2 separate regions of the Homo sapiens genome follow, and region 1 is linked to region 2. A link is a loop called in an ENCODE intact Hi-C map of the cell type or tissue named here. Cell type or tissue: PC-9. All regions are shown on one strand. Region 1 overlaps JPX (JPX transcript, XIST activator). Region 2 overlaps FTX (FTX transcript, XIST regulator).

The links. Hi-C counts contacts between places; a loop is a spot of excess contacts. Peaks named below come from ENCODE experiments on the same cell type or tissue, not always from the same donor. Only the 100,000 strongest peaks of a DNase experiment are listed, where the experiment ranks them.
Region 1: it touches region 2 in a loop (9-fold over the local background); 1 of 110 quality-filtered maps calls a loop at or near these places.

The regions. Positions count from the first base shown.
Region 1 is chrX:74,062,371-74,064,870 of GRCh38, forward strand. The region is part of intron 4 of JPX (JPX transcript, XIST activator); the gene reads left to right. All of the region lies in intron 5 of FTX (FTX transcript, XIST regulator), which reads right to left. Among named protein-coding and RNA genes, the nearest start is that of JPX, 120 kb to the left of the region's middle. In PC-9, no CTCF peak of the experiment used is centred here; DNase peaks (open chromatin) are centred at 1,231 and 1,601; H3K4me3 peaks cover 510 bases; H3K27ac peaks cover 1,992 bases.
Region 2 is chrX:74,117,703-74,120,202 of GRCh38, forward strand. All of the region lies in intron 5 of FTX (FTX transcript, XIST regulator), which reads right to left. Among named protein-coding and RNA genes, the nearest start is that of MIR421, 100 kb to the right of the region's middle. In PC-9, no CTCF peak of the experiment used is centred here; DNase peaks (open chromatin) are centred at 1,059 and 1,759; H3K4me3 peaks cover 866 bases; H3K27ac peaks cover 2,095 bases.

The DNA of each region.
Region 1 (2,500 bases), 55 kb before region 2:
CATGCAACTGATAACAGGTATATGATCTTGGGGACCTTCTGAGTTGCATTATGAAATATATCTCAGAACTGTCTAGTTGAAGGACATAAGAGGGAAGGATTTAGCCAACACCTCCCATTCCCTTATTAGTCAAGATAATCCCATGTAACCTAATTCTGCCACACATCCTATTTGCACATGTCTGACTGCCCACTGGTCTGTAATTTGCCCAGTGATTTGGCATCAGAGAAGCCCCTGTGCAAGAAGCAAGATATACACTGCACTGGGCCAGTGCAAGGCCTTGTCAGATTATGCTTGCATAGAACTGGTCACCACAGCAGTGACTCGATTAAGAGAAGACATGATTTGACATGCACACAAGCTGTACCCAAAGCACCTTACAGGTACTTGTTTTGCATTTTGTTAATATATCTCTTAAGCCTCTTTAACTCTCTAAGTTCCCCCTCGTTCTCTTATTTTTTTTATTCTTTGCAAATTATTTGTTGAAGAAATATAGTCAATTATTGTTTAGACTTTTCCAGAGTCTGGATTTTGCTGATTGAGTTTCAATGATGTCATTTAACATGTTCCCCTGGCTCTATGTTTCTTACAAAATATAAGCTAGGCAGGGTGACACACACCTGTAGTCCAAGCTACTCAGGATGCAAAGGCAAAAAAATTTCTTTAGACCAGGAGTTCAAGGCTGCAGTATGCTATGATCACACCTGTGAACAGTCACTGTGCTCCAGCCTGGGAAACACAATGAGACCCCACCCATAAAAAAAATTTAAAAGTACAGATGCTTTGTTTAACTTGAGGTACAGTTTGTATAGGAGGTCAAAATAAATGCTTCTCTCTTTACCTTTTTGAAAATCAGCTTTCCAAACAATTGTTCTCTATCATCTTCCAAAGGACATTTATTAATTTGCGAGGGCTGTCATAACAAAGTACCACAGACTGGGTAGCTTTAAACAACAGAAATTTATTTTCTCACAGTTATGGAGGCTAGAAGGCTGAAGTCAAGTTGTCAGCAGAGTTAGTTCCTCCTGAGGGGCCACCAGGGAAGAATTTTCAGGTTTAGAGATGGCCATCTTCACCCTGTGCCTTCACACTGTCTTCACTCTGTTCCTCAAAACTCTACCAGCACCTACATATTACTCAATTCAAAAGGCACTTCTATATTTTTAAAGCAGCACCCCACATTTCAGCACCAAAATCTTATATAAATGTCATCTAAATCAGATATGAGTGACTTGAGGTATGATTCAACCTGAGGCAAAATTCCTCTCCATCTGAAAACCTGTAAAACCAGACAGGTTATCTGCTTTAAAAATACAATAGTAGAACAGACATAGGATAGAAATTCCTATTTCAAGGAGAAAAAATGAGAAAAAAAAGGATCATGGATTGCAAGTAAATTCAAATCAGAACAGGGAAAATTCCATTAGATTTTAAGGCTCAAGAATAAATTTCTTTGGCTCAGTGTTCTGTCCTCTGAGCCCACCCAGGTGGTGGCCAAGCCTTCTCAGCTCTGGAAAGCAGCCCTACTCACCTCAGCCCTAGAAAACAGACCCACACCCTCTGGCACTCACAAGCAGATGCCTGGCTAGATGAAATCTGGAGGATATAGCCACATTCCCTAGGCCTATGCCTCTGGGCCCAAGGGAGAAGTAAGCCCTGCTGACCTCTGATCTACCTTTGGGTTATTCTTCTCTTTTCTTGAAGGATAAGACATGTTTACAGCTGGATAGCGCTATTGGCCCATTTTGTAGAATTCCAGAAGTCCAACAGCCTTCCTTCATTTTATCCCGTCTCTGTCCCCTTCAGTCCAAGCTAGCAGCATTTCTGCTGGTACAAAATTCTCAAAACCCTTTTGGGCCTCCTGTGCAATTCAAAGGGGGTACAAAATCAGATGAGAGTCGTTGACATATATTTCCTAGACAACTGCCTGTCTATTCCTGGATTCTGCTGAGCTGTTCATTGGATCTATGAATTGCACATGTAATATCTTTAGTAAATTGTTTTCCAGCCATATCCTTGATGTTCTCTCCAGAACACATTTTCTAAGTTTTGCAATATGAATAGGATGAGAATTTCCCAAATCTTCAAGTCTGGTTCCTTTTTACTTAACAATTCATTCCTCAAATTAATTCTCTTCTCTCACATTTTACTATAAAGCAGCAAAAAGAAGCCAGGTCAGGTCTTTGACACTTGGCTTAGAAATCTCCTCAGCTAAATATCCATTCATCACTTACAAATTCTACTTTCCACCAAACACTAGAACACAATTTGTCCAAGTTCTTTGCTACTTTATAACAAGAATAACCTTTCCTCCCGTTTCCAATAACATGTTCCTCATTTCTGTTTGAGACCGCACCAGAAGAACCTTAAACATTCATATTTTTACCATATGATGTTCATGATGATATATATATTCCATAAGATGACAGAAGCTTTCTGTCTTTACAGCTCTTCTCTTTTCTTTCTGAGCCTTCACCAAAATCATTTTAATGTTCATATT
Region 2 (2,500 bases):
AAAATAATAAAAGTGGGATATAATAGTAGAGAATAAAGATGGCTGACTAGAAGCAGGTAGTGCGCTCTGCTCTCATGAAGAAGAAACAGAATGGCTAGTAAACACTAGTTCTTCAAATGGATCATCCACGAGAACGCATTGGGACTCGTAACAGAAGCAACGGGACCCATGGAGAACAGAGAGGAATGAAGCAGAGCAGCCACCCACCTGGAACTGGCGCAGAGGCAGTGGAAGCTCACTACCACAGGGAAAGGGTGAGTGAGGAAGAGCCCCAGGGACCCACAATTCCTCCATTGACCTTTGCAATCCTAGGAATGGGAGATCCTCCCAACCCCCCAGGCCTCCAGACTGACACAAAGAAACACCTGGAGTCTGGGCAGAGCCGTCACTCAAGGTCATGTGAAGCCCCAAGGACCTTGGATCACTGAGCACCCAGGCACCAGCTTGCATAGACCTGCCAACAAGGAAGGACGGGCTCTTTCACATGCCCCTAGGATAGAGATTGCATCCACAGTGATGAGAAGCAGACGGACTGCAGGCCCCATCTCTGCAGCTCCTCACATGACAGGGCCTCCCAAATGGGGCCTGCAGCGCAGCCATTCCACCATCTCCTGAGCACTCGGGCCAGTCTTGGCTCAGCATTTCTCTGGGGTGGAGCTCCCAGAAGAAACTCACAGGCCTTCTTCCATTGCTGGGGCCAGGGTACCCGCCCTTGCTGCCCACAGGCTAGGGAGGGAACGAAGAGCCTGATTGCTTTCACTGACACCTCCAGCACATAGCACCTGTGCATCTACCCTATGTAGAAAGAGGACAGACTTATTTACACAAGAACCATCTCTCGCCCTGCTCTTCGGCAAGCAGGCTCCCCTTGCCCTTAACTGCTTGGGCCCCACACTGCTGGGGCCCATAGGATAGCTGCCCAGCCCAGACATGATCACTCTGATCAGCTGTGGCTCTGCATTTTTCTGGGGTGGAGCTCCCTGAGGCAACTGAGAGGTGTGGTTGCAGCCACCACAGTCCCCACCCTTACTGCCCCCAGGCTGGGGAGGAAACAAAAAGCCTGAGCCCTTATGCAAGCCTCCAGCATACCAGCAGCTACCCTGCAGAGGCAGCCAGAATGCTTCCTGCGTGACCCACCACCACCAGGGCACCCTCCCAAATGGGGTTTGATGCCTTCTGGCTTCCAGTGTACCTACTCAATCCCTACATGACTATTTCATCTGTGGTCCAGAGCCCTACTAAAATCCTTACCCCCACAAGCCTGTGATCTTCCCTTAGGCTCTCACTGCCTAAGTGCTCTGCCTAACCCTACCTAAGAGTTCAGCCAGTGACCCAGGGACCAGACTGCCCCTTACCATCACGACCAGCACCTGAGGAACCCCACCCCCCACCCCAACCTAGCTCCATCAGGACTCATACATGATGTTCAGCCAGCAATCTAGGGGCTGGGGAGTTAGAGAACTACCTACCCCATTCAAATTCTGCTGACATCTGACCACTTCCCTCAGAGCCTGAGGTCCAACTGACACAACCAGCTGATATCGCCATAACCAACACACAGACCCAAAGGCAGACTCACCCCCTTTTACACAAAGAAGTAATGATATCACATTGGAGAACAGGGAAGCTGTGAAGCTATTTATATTAATTAGGCTGAGTGATGAAGTTCTGCCCCAAAACCACTCCCATGGAGAGTCACGAATTAAGCAGTCCCCAAGGCTCTCAGCCACACTGTGGCCCAGAGACAGACTACAGTATGTGACTCATCTAAGAGTCATGAGCTCTGGAACCGGGTTGTGATAAGGCAACAGTTCATATTCTTGTCTCTTTACGACAAGGGGCTTGTGCAGCGCCCCACAGTCCCACACAAAAACTTCAGCACATTTCATTAGGAGCTCCTCACACTCCTAGCCACCTCCATTAGGGCTGGTGCCTGCACTTGACATAGGAGTATTTGAGGGTAAGCCAGAAGTTCCAGCTCTGCCTAGCTGTGTCCCCCTACCCCCACAGAACAGGAAGCACATGTCACAGAGAACTTCATGCTTCAGCCCATTAGCTGAAACAACACAGAGCACCTCACAGTAAACAAAGATCAGTTACATATCCATCTGTTGTACAACCACTAGCTCTGAACCATAAAACCATTGATAAAAGAAAAACTTCAGTTGAATTATATTTTTAAAAGTTTAATTTAGCAATGAACAATTTGTGAATTGGGCAGCCCCTAGAATCACAGCAGATTCACAAAGACTCCAGTGCAGCCACATAGTGGAAGATTTATAGACAAAAAAAGGGACATGACATACAGAAATTGGAAGTGAGGTACAGAACAGCTGGACTGGTTACAGCTCAATGTATGCCTTCTTTGAACATAGTTTGAACACTCAGCAGTATATGAATGGTTAAAGTATGGCCGCTGGGATTGGCTAAGGCTTAGCTATTGTTACAAGTGCATACTACTAAGTTAGGTTTTCCATTTTGTCTGCCTATTAAGCTAGGT